Regions from separate parts of the Homo sapiens genome. Here region 2 is linked to region 1. The links are chromatin contacts, found by Hi-C in ENCODE. All regions are on one chromosome and are shown on one strand. The core of a region is the stretch at or near the end of the contact, and the rest is flanking DNA. Distances in the headings are between cores, read along the strand shown. Region 1 has its middle 64 kb from the start of LINC01937. Region 2 has its middle 49 kb from the start of LINC01940.

The links. Hi-C counts contacts between places; a loop is a spot of excess contacts on that map. Pooled maps may share reads with other maps.
Region 2: a loop to region 1 is called in a map of posterior cingulate gyrus, with 4 times the contacts of the local background. The contact joins two enhancer-like sites. A Hi-C loop is called at or near these places in 8 of 168 maps with a recorded cell type or tissue (HCT116, IMR-90, MCF 10A and 5 more) and 7 of 50 pooled maps.

Annotation. Positions count from the first base shown.
Region 1 is chr2:238,780,317-238,787,645 of GRCh38, forward strand. No RefSeq gene overlaps it. Among named protein-coding and RNA genes, the nearest start is that of LINC01937, 64 kb to the left of the region's middle. RefSeq lists an enhancer at 3,172-3,675. Within about 2 kb of position 4,420, at least 5 of the 41 ENCODE cell types and tissues checked have a DNase peak (open chromatin) inside an H3K27ac peak, as active enhancers do.
Region 2 is chr2:238,971,609-238,978,937 of GRCh38, forward strand. No RefSeq gene overlaps it. Among named protein-coding and RNA genes, the nearest start is that of LINC01940, 49 kb to the left of the region's middle. Within about 2 kb of position 3,088, at least 5 of the 41 ENCODE cell types and tissues checked have a DNase peak (open chromatin) inside an H3K27ac peak, as active enhancers do.

The sequences.
Region 1 (7,329 bases), core at 3,170-5,669:
TTAGCCAGGATGGTCTCAATCTCTTGACCTCATGATCCACCCACCTCGGCCTCCCAAAGTACTGTGATTACAGGTGTGAGCCACCACGCCCAGCCCTATAATTCTTTCTTTTGTTATTTCAGTGATCGCCTTAGGGTCTATATGCACCTCTAAGTTATGACGGTCTGTCTTGAAGTAATACACGACTTTAGGTATAGTATAAAAACCTTACAATAGTATACTTTCACATCTTCACTCCCAGCCTTGATGCTAAGGTTGCCATTCATTTTACTTATACATATGTTAGGAACCTCATGCTCTGTTATTATTTTTGTTAAATGGTCAATTTTATTTTAAAGAGATTCTGTATAATAAGAAAACTATCAATATATTTACTCACATAGTTACTGTTTCCGGTACTCTTCATTCCTCTGTGTAGATCCGAATTTCCGTTTGGTGTCATTTTTCTTCTGATGGGACTTTCTTGAACATTTCTTGTAGTGTGTCTGCTGGTGAAAAATGCTTTCAGCTTGAGTTCCTCTGAAAAAAGACTCTGTTTGACCTTTAGTTTCGGAAGGTAATGGAGACAGGCGTAGAGTTTTAGGCTCATGGCATTTTCGTTTTTGTAATTTAAATGTGTTACTCCACCATCTTCTTGCCCGTATTGTTTCTGATGAGAAATCTGCTCTCATCTTATCATCCGTCCCCTGCATGCAAAATGCCACTTTTCTCTGGTCACTTTTAAGATTGTCCTGTCCATCACTGGCTTTGAGCCGTTTGATTATGACCTGCCTTTGGTGTGGTTTTCTTCACGTAGTTTCCTCAAGATTAAGGCTCATTGAGCTTATTGGGTCTATCAGTTTATAGTTTTCATCAAATTTGGAAAATTTTTTGACCATTACTGCTTCAAATATATTTTCTATCCCACTTTCTCTCCTCTCCTTCAGGGACTTCAATTACACATATATTAGGCCACTTGAAGTTGTACCATATCTCACTGATACAATTTTCACTTAAAAAAACACCATAAAGGCACATGCATGCGTATGTTTGTTGCAGCACTATTCACAATAGCAAAGAGGTGGATCAACCTAAATACCCCACAATGGTAGACTGGATAAAGAAAACATACACCATAGAATACTATGCAGCCATAAAAAAGCATGAAATCATGTCCTTTGCAGCAACATTGATGGAGCTGGAGGCCATGATCCTAAGCAAATTCACGCAGGAACAGAAAACCAAATACCATGCTCTCACTTATAAGTGGCAGTGAAACAACGAGGACACATGAACACAAAGAGGAGAACAAGAGACAACAGGGCCTGCTTGAGGGTGGAGGGTGAGAGGAGAGAGAGGATCATGAAATTACCTATTGGGTACTATGCTCATTACCTGGGTGATGAAATAATCTGTACACCAAACCCCTGTGACACACAGTTTACCTACGTAACAAACTGCACACGCACCTTGAACCGAAAATAAAAGTTAAAAAGGGCCGGGTGCGGTGGCTCCCGCCTGTAATCCCAGCACTTTGGGAGGCCGAGGCGGGCGGATTGCGAGGTCAGGAGATCGAGACCATCCTGGCTAACACGGTGAAACCCCGTCTCTACTAAAAATACAAAAAAAAAAAAAAAATAGCTGGGAGTGGTGGCAGGTGCCTGTAGTCCCAGCTACTCGGGAGGCTGAGGCAGGAGAATGGCGTGAACCCAGGAGACAGAGTTTGCAGTAAGCGGAGGTCGCACCACTGCACTCCAGCCTGGGCTATAGTGAGACTCCGCCTCAAAAACAAAAACAAAAACAAAAAAAACAAAACTTAAAAAGAAGAAACTTGGCCCAACTTCTTCTCAAAAAGAAAAAATGACTTTTTTCCCCTCTATGTTTCATTTCGGAGAGCTTCTATTACCGTGTCTTCAAGTTCACTAATATTTTATTCTGTAACGTGTAACCTGCCATGAATCCATCCAGTGTGTTTTTCATTTCAGCCATTATAGTTTTCATCTTTAAAACTTTAATTTGTCCTTTTTATATCTTCCACATCTTTACTCCACTTTTAAAACATATGGAATACAGTTATGGTAACTTTTATTTCTTTGTCTGCTAATTCTAACATCTGCATCAGTTCTGGGTCTGTTTTGATTGATTTTTCTCCTTATTATAGGACATATTTTTCTGTTTCTTTATCTGCCTGGTAATCTTTGATTGGATGCCAGATATTGAGAATTTCATCTCGTTGGGTGCTGGGTGTTTTTGTATATCTGCACATATTCTTGAGGTTTGTTCTGGGATGCGACTGAGTTTCTTGATCCTCTTGGATCTTACTTTTGAAGTTTGTTAGGTGGAACCGGAACCTCGTTTACACTAAGGGTACTTATTCTCCAATACTCAGGCAAGTACTGATACGCCACCCGATGTCCTCTGAGATTTCCAGTTTGTCATGTGGGCACAGGTGCTATTTGCAGACCGATGTGAGTGCCAGGCATTATTTCCTTTCATCTTTAAGGTGATTCTTTGCTCGGTCTTGGGCAGTTTCCTCACACACACCCGCCAATCCTGAAGGTGAGCCTCTGCAGATCTCTGGATTCTCTCCTCTCTGGGACTCTGCCCTGCCAAGGGTAGTTGCACTGGTCTCCCCGAAATCTCTATCTTCCCAACTCAGAGAGTCTGCTGGGCTCTGCCTGAGTGGAGGAGATGCCTCCTTCTTGTTCTGTGGCCTGAAAACTCAAGGCAGTGCATTGGGCTACCATAGGGCTCAATGGTTTCCTTCCCATCCCACAGGGATCACTGTCCTTCACTGCCTCCTTCCAGTGTTCGGAAGACCGTTGTTTTTCATATTTGGTCTGCTTTTTGTGTGTTTTTGTTTCCTATGGAGGGTAAATTTGGTCTGTGACAAAGTCTTTGTGCTGTGGTTCTCTCCATCTGCGCTAGGTTGGCCTTCCTCATCTCAATGCCCCCATGCCTGACATGGCACCTGACATTCAGTCCATCTACACTAGGTCAGCCTTCCTTATCTCAACGCCTCCATGCCAGACATGGCACCTGACACTCAGTCCATCTGCACTAGGTCGGCCTTCCTCATCTCAACGCCCCCATGCCTGACATGGCACCTGACACTCAGTCCATCTGCACTAGGTCGGCCTTCCTCATCTCAACGCCCCCATGCCTGACATGGCACCTGACACTCAGTCCAACTGCACTAGGTCGGCCTTCCTCATCTCAACACCCCCATGCCTGACATGGCACCTTACACTCAGTCCATCTGCACTAGGTCAGCCTTCCTCATCTCAACACCCCCATGCCTGACATGGCACCTGACATTCAGTGGAAACTGCATGCGCGTAGATTACATGAACGGATGAGCAAATGAACTTAACTGGGAGTAACAAAGGGCGCTGAAGGCATTTGTCACCAGCTGAAGAAGTGTCACTGCTCTCTTCACACACATCTGTATATGTGTCTTGTTTCTCACGGTGATAGTTTTGAGGCCAAGGAACCTGTTGAATTAATTCATATCACATCCTTAAGGCTCAGTGACTTCGTTTTGCACAATGTAGGCTTTTAATAAATGTTTGCTTAATAAATAATTCATGGGTCGTTTAGACACGTGTCTGACAAACTTGGGTTGAAGTGTGAATGTAACAAATTTGTCTCTAATCCCAGCTGTGTGGAGTCTTTCTTCTCTGCTCTAGCACTGTGCTATCGACTACTGATAGCACCAGTCGGTAGCAGATCCCAGGACAAAATTATAGTTAAAAGATGCATGACCCATGGTGCCTTAACTTTCATATATGATGTCTTCATCTTTTCAAGGTGTTTAGATGACCATAGGAAGAAAAAGCGAGAGATAGAGGAAGTTAAAGAAGAAATGTTGGCTGCCATTGAAAACCAATCACAAATAAAGTTACAAAGTCAATTGGAAAGCAAGTGATTCTTCACAAATGCAAATCCTAGGACAGTGCCTGGCAGAGAGGAACTCCTCACTCCACCATTCTAATTCAATAATAGTCAGTTACTAAGGGCACAGCACTTTTAGGAGGAGCTCTCCCCTCTCCTACTTATGCAGAGGGGCCAAAGGATATATGACCAGGCTGTCAGCATGGGCTTCGAAGCGCTTGCATTGGGGATGCTAAAGGAAGCAGGTGCTGAGCATGAAGGAGATCAGAATCAATGAGTTACACAGGCGTGTATTCTCAACCAGAGGTGTGGCTGCACCATTAAGCCAGGGAAAGGTGGGCTGGGACACAGGACTCAAATAATCCCTCTGGCTGGACCAACGCAGAGGCCATGAAGACAGAGGAGTGGAATGTTGGGGAAAGGAGCTTTTCCATTTTTCTCTCCTTTCAGAGCCATTTTGCCTGTTTTCAAATCTAGTAACAGCATTGCTTCACCAGCGCAGTGTTGTAGATACAGCCTGTGGGTCACACCAGGATGCAATTACACTGCTGGCGGCACAGTGAGCCAAGAGGCTCTGGATGGAGCCTGGCCACCCAGCCTTCCCTCCTCAAAGTTTAGAAACTCGCCAACCCGACCCGCCTGCTGGAGGCATGGCTGCAAACCTGCAGGGTGCCACGTTTGATTTTTAAGCCTGGTGTGCTTCCTTGCCTAAATTACTTTGTGATGTATCATACTGAACCCTAAAATATTTTGTAGCCAGTTTTATTACGAAATGGATTCTATTTGGTGATTACAAAATATTCTGCTTTTAAGTAGTCTCAGTTCTTCAGCTGCTTCCACATGTGTGTTCAGCCTGTTGAAGAAGATGCGGGAGGCATTGAGCCTCCCAGAGAAAGACCCTGCAAGAGACTCCAGGGAAGAAAAACTCTCAAATTAAAGTTGTGAGCTCTGGCCCCCGCGTGCTGACAAAATCCATTGCATGCACCGCCCTCTTGTGGTCACGCAGCAGGTGACACACTTCAAAGGCAAGTTACACGGACTCTGCGCTTGGCCCCGGGGAACAGGTTCTCTGTTAGGAAAAGCGTTTCTGAACATTCCTTTATTCACATGTGCACGCACACAGCACTATAAGCAAGTGAGATCTGACATCAGGGCTATTCTCCCCTATCACAAGGAAATAACACAAATGTGGATTTTTTAAAAGCTCAGAACTGTGGGTGAAGATTCCAAAATCACAGGATGTCCAAACTGGAAAGGATCCTGACATGATCTTGATCAAATCCCCTCCATTTTTTTTTTTAAAGTGGTGGGGGGTTTGTGTGATCTTAGACAACTCACTGTATGTCCCAGAGACACATATTGACTTGCCTAAGATCACACAGCAAATCGCTGGTGTTGAGGTACAGGCCTCTGTCCCATGCCGGAAGTGGCTCTGGGACTCACCACTCCAGCTCTTCACTGGAGACGTCAGGAGACTGAGTCCAGCGAGGTCGAGAGGCCAGGGCCACGCAGGGAGCCCGAGAGCTGAGCTCTGGTGCTGGTCCCCTGGGCAGTGGGTCCCTTCTCCCATCTATGTCCTTCCCTGTTCTTGGGCAGGGACTGTCTCTTCCACCAGGACCTCTGTGCCCAGGACCGGACAAGAGGGGCTTGTGGCAAGTATGGACGGATGAAGGGGGCACCAACCAGGACTCAGGAAGAGCAGGGGCCAGAAGCAGGGCCTGGGCTAACTTATGGTTCAAATGGTAAATTTTATGTTATGTATATTTTACCACAGTGAAAAAGGAAACAGCAGTTTTAAACCCAAATTTAAAAAAAGGAAATAAAAAAAAAACTTAGGAACTTCTTTATGAGGCTACAGAGCAGCTACCACCAGCCCCATTTGACAAGAAAAATGCTATTCCCTTTTTTATTGTGGTGAAACATACATAACATAAAATTTGCCATTTTTATCATTTTAAGTGCACACTTCAGTGGCATTAAGCACATCTGCGCTGCTGTGCAACCGTCACCACTATTCAGCTCCAGAACTTTCCATCTTCCCAAATGAGACTCTGTCCCCCATGAAACACGAACTCCCTGTTTCCTCCCCCAGCCCTGGCACCCGCAATCCTACTTTCCGTCTCTATGATTTTGACCCCTTAGCTTCCTCATGTGAGTGGAATCGTGCAAGGTTCGTCTTTTTGTGGCTGGTTGTTTCACTCAGCAGAACATCCTTAGGTGCCGTCCATGTTCCCTTCCTTTCCAAGGCCGGGTGCTGTCCCACCCTACGGATAAATCACCTTTCGTTTCTCCATTCATTCATCAGTGGACACTGGGTTGCTTCCACAGTCCACGTGGTTTCACCGAAGCCTGGCAGTGGGAGCTGTCCCCTCTGGTGGACAGTGAACTCACTCTGGGGGAGGGGTCGAGTAACCATGGTCAGATGGCTCTTGCGGTGAGAGGTATGTGCCTGCTCTGAGCAAGGCACCCCGAAGGCTGAGGCCTCTCTGGAGGCTGGTAACTGTCACCCAGGCCACAGCATCTTGGGCAACCTGGATTCCTTCCTTTCCACCTGGGAAGCTTGGCTGACCTGGGGCCCAGCTCAGGCTGTAGCCAGGATCGGATGCTGTTTTAAATTTGGGATTGGATTCAGAAGGATCGGGAACCTGAAAGTCAACGTCCTTTCGGTTGATCTGAAAACACAAAACTCACTGGCTTTGCCAAAAAGGCAGTTCTCAAATTCGCAGCCAAAGAACGCATCGAACAGAAATAGCATTAGAGGGAGTGCGGGGATCCCTTCCATGTTACCGTGAAGTTCTCATACTGTTGAGCGAACGTGGGAGTCAGGGTGGAGAAAGCGTGGCCTGGCCGGCAGGGCACCGCACACTGTGCCGCTGTCTCCCCACTTCGTTTTCATTCTCTTTAAAAACCAAAACTGAAAAACCCTGCCCGTAACTACTTGCACTTATGTCCCAAACACCTCTGACTTCTCATCCGCATTCTCACTGAGGAACGTGATGCCAAGGAAGGGACTTTAAAAAATCTCTTAATTAATTATTGGTTATAATGAATGCCGAGGAGGGCACGTTTCCAAAACCCTCGTCTCCACGGTTTGCTTTCTGTTGTGTGTGCGTCCGTTGTAAACACAGCTTTCAGAATTTTCGCTGATGCTCAAGTGCTCTTTCCAGCAACAGCATTCATACACGCCAGGCCACTTCCCGCAAGTCATAATTACAACATAAAGCCAAATTAAATGTTCTAACGCTGTCGCTCCAACTCCTTCACATTTCCTTGCTCTTAGCAAACTTCCTTTTTTGAGTCCTGCAAAAGATTCGCTATTTTCCATTAAAGTAGACTCACTATTTCCTTCTAGAGTATTAAAAGTGCAAAGAGCCACAGGTAAAGCCTTCCTTTTCTCTGGTCTTACCGCATCCTTTGTCCAAACAAAGGCAGAAGTCCCCTGTCCCCCATGCAGTT
Region 2 (7,329 bases), core at 1,838-4,337, 190 kb after region 1:
GAGGCAGGTGGAAAGAAGCCCATCACCTGGGCAGAGGCCCCCAGGGCAGATCCTGGTACTCACCCATAGCCCCCTGCCTCCTGTTACCACAGGCTAGACAGGGATGCTCAAAGCCCCCAGAATCTGCTTCCTCGCTGGAACCGAGCCTTGTGTGAGGCCGCTAGCGGACTCTTAATGTCCAGCAACCCCCATGTCTCTGAGCCCGGAGTCAAGTCAAGGAGCATGCAAGCCCCAGCCTGAGAAGCTTCTAGGCACCCTCAGGCCCCCATCAGACAGGGGGAGATGTCAGGGTCAGGAGGAGTCCAGAGGTTGCCCAGCAATGGCCACCTGAGCAGGGACTGAAGTCCCTGTGACTTGCATGACTAGACTGCCTGTCCAGAGAAGGTTCCCCTCACCCCAGCCTTGCCCCCAGATGCTATGACGCGCCGGGATTCTGCCCATCCCCACACCTCTGGTGTGTGCACCAGCTGCTGCAGAAGCAGACCAAAGGGGAGCAAACACGTGTTGTGCTGGTGTCACACAAGGCTCCCTGTGCCCTTCCACAGATGGACGGGGTGGGGATGTCAAGAACACACAGCCAGTCAGGCAGCCCCAGATCCTGTGCCCGTGCCTCACTGCTCAACTCTGTGGCCCCCACAGTGAGGGTGTGAGGCATGCCACCTACATGGGGCCTCATGCAATGTGTCTCTGTAGGGATGTCCCAATGCACCAGCTGCAGAATGATGAGCACTGGAAGACTGCCCCTCCCAGGCCCCCTCCCTGAGACCCGGATCTGCCTGCTCTCACCAGGAAGACGTCCTTTCCGTGTTCGATGGGTTGGACTGAGGAGGGGTGGTCAGGACATATCCCTCGGCTGTACACACCTGAAAACACACCCCTTCCAGCATCCAGCTCTGCAAAAGTGAACCTTAGGACTTCCTCCACCCCACTAACAGCACTTTGGAGAGAACTATGTCCACCACTTGGCAGGTTTCAACTATTTGAGAGTAGCATCTCGATCCACTTCTTCCAGAAACTGTCTGTCTGGGTATCCTGAGCAGCACAGCCTACTGAGCTTCATCAAACTTCACATTTCTTAGATTAATTAATTTTAGAAAAATAGAGAACTTAAGCTCCGATACACCTAGGACACCCTGCTTTGAATATGTATGAGCATATAACAGATTAGCATACAGAGGCTCTGACAAGGCCTGCAGCAAATGTATCTGACTTTATTTCATCTAGTTGTTGCCAACCATTTTCATGTATTGCCTGTTAGCATCCTACCAAATAGAGACTCATGGGGCTGAAGTGACCAGCTCATCCCAGGAATTTCATGGGACTTTCCTGGTTTTAGCAGTGGAAGTTCCACACCCCTGGAAACCCCTCAGTCCCAGGCAAACCAGGACAGTTGGTCATCCTACAAAAAACCCACTTTGGGAAAGCTGCTCTGATGAATTATTTCCAAAGCACATTCCACTTAATTTTCCCTTCCCTTCTTCAGATGCTTAAGAGAAAGAAAATATTTTTTTTAAAAAAAAAAAAAAAAGCAGGATAAGAGCCGCAGGATGATGGAGTGAAGCTAAAAGCCCCAGGTCCAGGGGGAGGGAGTGGCAGGGAGGAGCAGTGGAAGGGGTGGCCCAGTCATTATCATCAGGAAGGTGGTACCCCCCCGGGGGGGAGATGGGGCATCCATCAAGAGCCTTTGTGACCCTGTCCAGACACTGAAAGATTCCTGGATCCCAAAAATGCCAAGATAATTCATGAGGCTTATATTTCATTCGAGACTTCACAATTATTTATTGGAAAAACATCTTCTCTAGGAGGAGGGGAAGGGTAGAGAGCCTTTCTCCTCCTCCTCCTCCTCATCCTCCTCCTCCCTGTCTCCAGGCAGCTCGGCAAAAAGCTGCATTCCATCCCCATCCCGGTCCCTGGAGTCCATCCTGCTGACAAGGCAGAGCTCTGTCCCCAGGTCATACCACAGAGGAAACCCCTGGGCTATTACAGCCTCTGCCACAGGATGCCTCTGACCAGTGCCAAGTCCAGCACATAGGGGATACAGGGAAGTATTTCTTTCTTTTAGACATGTTGACCTATTTTTTTTTAACTTTCAATTTAGTGCGCTCATAGCATAACAATAAGGTGGGGGAAAATCTAATTTAAAAACCCACAGTTCTCTCCACCCTAACAAATTGTGTTCACTTTTCTCTCTTCCTTTCTGGCTATCGTACATGCATATATATAATTGTTCCAGAGGCATAACCATGGTGCAAATAGAAGTTTGCATTTTGCTTTTTTCAACAAACACATCCTAAAAAAATTCTCCTTATTACTGTTTGGTCTTCATAATTATCTCAGACAATGGGTGCAACCATTCCAGCGAGAAAATGCAGAGTATTTACCTACCCTTTACCCTGTTTGGATTTTGAAGTTAATTCTAATTTTTCATCATATGGCCAATGTTGTAATGGGCATCTATGTATTGGGTTGTTGCACAAGTAATTACAGTTGTTGCCATTTCTTTCATGGCAAAAACCGCCATAACTTTTGGACCAACCTAATACATAAATCTTTTCTTCTGTCTGGATTAGTTATTTACATGTATATTAAATAATGAAATTTGGATCAGCTTCCCTGTGATGACTCAGACCCATTACGAGAATGACTGCAAACGTTCCAAAGACAGAAAGTCACAGTTGATTATTGCGGCTGGGTACAAAGGACACAGTGCTGATTTTGCTTTTTTATTCTTTTTTATAAATACAGATGAGTACATAAACCATATATAAAATGAAGAATCATTGCTGGGTAATGTCAGTGGAAATGCAGAGGAAGTGCCTTTGAAAATCATTTTTATATAAGCAGTGCAAACACTGGCCAAAAAAAAAAAAAAAGTCAAAATAAACTTTTCCAGGACTCTGGAAATTAACCAAAGGCTTGCAACAATTCAGGGAGCATTTATTCAGGAAAAGCGGCTGAATCGCCATAAGAACAGTGAGATTTGTGGCACCATAACTTGCCCTAGCCCAACCCCTCTCTCCAGCTCTGCAGTAACCCCAGAAGTCAATGGGCCTGCAGTCACAGTGAAAACCAGCAGCCTGGCAGACAAGCTAGGGGGCGGAATTCAGCTGGAGCTCCTCCAAAGCCCCATTCCCAGAGAACTGCCATTACTCATCCTATTCATTCCAGCTCTCTGGCAATTGTTTATTATGATAGCAGCTTGAGGTGATGAAACAATAGAGGTAAACAAGATGATGGAAAAAACCTAAAAGGAAAAGCTTGGGAAAGAAATATCCAGAAGGAGGCTTTGAGAAACTCCAACACATTTGTGGGACTCCAGAAGGCCACATGCATGCCCAGGAAAGACCTGATGGGGCCTGAGGCATCGCACGGGCTCAACTCCAGGTGCTGTGAAAGCAGGAAGTAAAGGATTGTGCCCAGTTGGAACCTGCTTGCCTGAGAGTTGAAGCATTGCCCCCTCACAGAGGCAGGGCCCCTCAGCAAAGGCTGTGAAACTTACTGGTTCTAGGTAGTCAAGGAAATTATCCAGTCATGATAGGCCAGCTATCCCGAGTACAAACCTCAGTGGCCACACAGGACAAAGAACACAGAAATAGCTCGGGAAGCCACTAAACAAGCAAATAGCAGCAACAACAACAAACCCTGAGGAGAAGGAGAATCTGATTTCCAGAGCTGGCATATTATACTATTTTACATGTTCAGTTTTCAACAAAAAATTAGGAGGCAAGCAAAGAAACATGCAAGTATGGTCTGTCAGGGGAATTAGAGCAAAAGCACGGGTGTTGGACTTACTAGATAAGGAATTTAAGTCAGCTACTTTAAATATCTTTAAAGAAATAAGGAAACTATGTCTAAAGAACTGAAGGAAAAAATGAGAACTGTGTCTCATGAAATAGAGATTAATAAGGAGATAGAAATCGGTTTTTCTTTAAAAAACACATAGAAATTCTAGAGTGGAAAAGTATAGTAACTGAAATAAAAACTTCACTAGAGGCAGTCAATGGCACATTTGAGCTGGCAGTATAAAGAATAAACAAGCTTGAAAATAGGTCCACGGAGTTTTTTCAATCTGAGGAAACAAAAATAAAAAGAATGAGGAAAAATAAACAAAGCCTCAGAGATCTGTGGGCCTACAAGCAAATACATAGTGGGACTCCCTGAAAGGGAGGAGAAAGAAAAGGAGGCAGAAATAACATTTAAAAAACAATGACCAAAACTTCCACGCGTGATGAAAAATCTTAGTCTACACATCTAAGAAGCTTAATAAATTCCAAGTAGAATAAATGGAAAGAGATCCATACCTAGACACCTCATAATCAATTGCCCAAAGCCAAAGACCAAGAGGCATCTTGAAAGCATGAAGAATCAACTCATCACATACATATATCCTCAGTAAGATTAACCGCGAATTTCTCACCAGAAGCTATAGATGCCAGAAGGCAGTAGGAAAACATACCTGACATGCTGTCAAGACTGTCAATCACGAATTTAATATTTAACAAAACTATCACTCAAAGAGAAAGAGAAATTGAGACATTTCCAGATTAAAAGAAAAACCTGAGAGAGTTTGTCACTAGCAGTCCTGTACTACAAGAAGCATGCACCTACTATGTACCCACAAAAATTTAAAATTAAAAAAATTTAATCAAAAAAGGAAACACTGAAGGAATATTTCAGGCTAAAATGACAAGAAATACACAGTAACTTGAGTCCATGTGGAAAAATACAGAGCACCTGTAAAGGTAAGTATATAGGTAAATATAAAAGATGGTATACAAGTATCATTGTTTGAAACTCATTTTTCTCTATCTGATTTTAAAAAACAACTTGTGTTGATGGTTTTTCACTGCATAAATATGTAATTTGTATAACAATAATAGCAGAAAGGAAGGAGAAAGTAATGGTAGTACATAAGGGTGAAGTTTTTATATACTATTAAAATTAAGTTTATAGTCATCTGACCTAGACATTACATTAGGATGTAATTGTAATTTCCGGGGCCACCACTAACAAAATATCTCAAAAATATATAGTAAAAGAAATGACAAGGGAATTAAAATAGTACACTAGAAAATATCTTCTCAACACCAAAAAGTCAAAAATAGAGAAGCAAAAAAGACATAAGAGATACAGAAAAAGTGCCAAGATAATTCAATGGGAAAGGAATAGTTGTTTCAATGAATAGTGCTGAGACAATTGGATAGCCACATATGAAAAATGAAGTTTTACCCCTATCTCATACCGTATACAAAAATTAACTAAAAAGAGTAACCTAAATGTAAGAGCTAAAACTATAAAATATTTAGAGAAAATAAGTGTAAATCTTCATGAGTTTGAGTTGGGCAATGGTTTCTGGGAAATGACACCAAAAGTATAAGCAACCAAAAAAAATAGACAAATTGGGCTTCATCAAAATTAAGAACTTAGATAAATTAAAGCACATTATCAAGAAAGTAAAAAGGCAAGCCACATAATGGGAGAAAATATTAGCAAGTCATAAATTTGATAAAGGACTAGTATCTAGAATACATAAGGAATACTTATAACTCAACAATAGAATGAAAAATAATCCAATTTTAAAATGGGCAAAGGATTTGAATAGATATTTCTCCAAAGAAGATACACAAATGGCCAGTACACACATAAAAAGATGTTCCCATAAGCCATTGGGAAACCTCATCTACTAAGATGGCCATGTCAAAAAGATGGACAATAGCAAGTGTTGACAGGGATATAAAACAAGTGGAACCTTTTTACATTGCTGGTGGGAATGCAAAATGGTGCAGGCACTTTAGAAAGCAGTTTTGAAGTTCTTCAAAAAGTTAAACATATATCACCATATGATCCATTCTACTCAGATACATATCTATGAGAAACGAAAATATATGTACATGCAAAAACTTTGTACGTATATATTCATAGCAACCTTATTCATAATAGCTAAAGAACCCAAATGTCCATCAGTTGATGAAGAGACAAACAAATTGTGATATATCCATGCAATGGAATATTATTCAATCATAAAAGGATGAAGTGCTAATATATGCTTCAATATGCATGAACCTTGGAAACATACTAAATGAAATAAGCCAGACATAAAAGGCCACATATTATATGATTCCATTTGTATAAAATATCCAGAATGGGAAAATTCATGGAGACAAAAATTAGATTAGTGGTTGCCAGGGCCTGGGGGGAAGGGGAGATGAATGGGAGGTATAAGATTTTGTGATAAAGTTGTTCTGGAATTAGATACTGGTAATGGTTATACAGCATTGTGAATATACTCTAAATCACAGAATTGTACACTTTAATGGGTAAAAACATTATATACAGTACGATGTCACTTTGGTAGAAAATTCACTTACATATTATATATATTTAGAAAAAGATCTGGGAGGATATAAACTATTAACAGTGGTAATTTTTAGGTGATGTGAATATAATGTTGCTATCATTTTTGTGTTCTGATTTTCTAAAATGGAAATACACTGCTTTTGTTAAAAAACGATTATTTCTAGTTTAAACAAAACAACATATGATTCACTGTAAAGCCAATTCCTATGTAGCTTTTTAGCTATTTTTTAATAGCACATCAGCCTCTGGAAGAGTTTCCTAGTTAGAACCTCCTCTTACCTACCCACCCCTAAGGGTGGCCACTGTTCAATTTTTATAATGATCACTCCTTGCTTTTCTTCTCTCAAATGCACCCTTGCATTGATTGTATTTATCCCCAAACATATACAGGCTAACCTAGTTTTGAACTTTTTTGAACTTCATGTTAGTGGAATTGCACCATAGATAGTTCTTGGATCTTGAGTCTTCAGCTTGTCATACACGTCAGTTCACCCTATATTGTTGCATGTGGGGATAGTTATTTAAGTTTCGATTTTGACTAGCATCCCATTGAATAAATATACCACAATCTATCCATGGTACATTGAAGGACACTCGGGATGATTGCAAAGAGTGCTGCTGTGACGATTATGAAACGTTGCCCTAGTACCCATGGGCACAAGTCTCCCTAGGGCATATGGAGAGTGAAATTCCATTCATAGGAATGCATATCCTCAAATGTACTGGAAAATGCCACTGTTTTCCAAAGGGGTTGAAACAGTTCATACTCCTACAGTGGTATGTGAGTTCCTATTGGGCCACACCCTCAGCAACATTCTGCATTGTCATGGTTTTTTTATTTATCGGTCTGGTGGGTGTGTGATGGTATCTCACTATGGTTTGATTTGCATTCCTCTGATCATTGATGAGGTGGAGCACATTTTCATTCATCTATTGGCCATTTGGATATCTGCTTTTATGAAGTGCTACTTA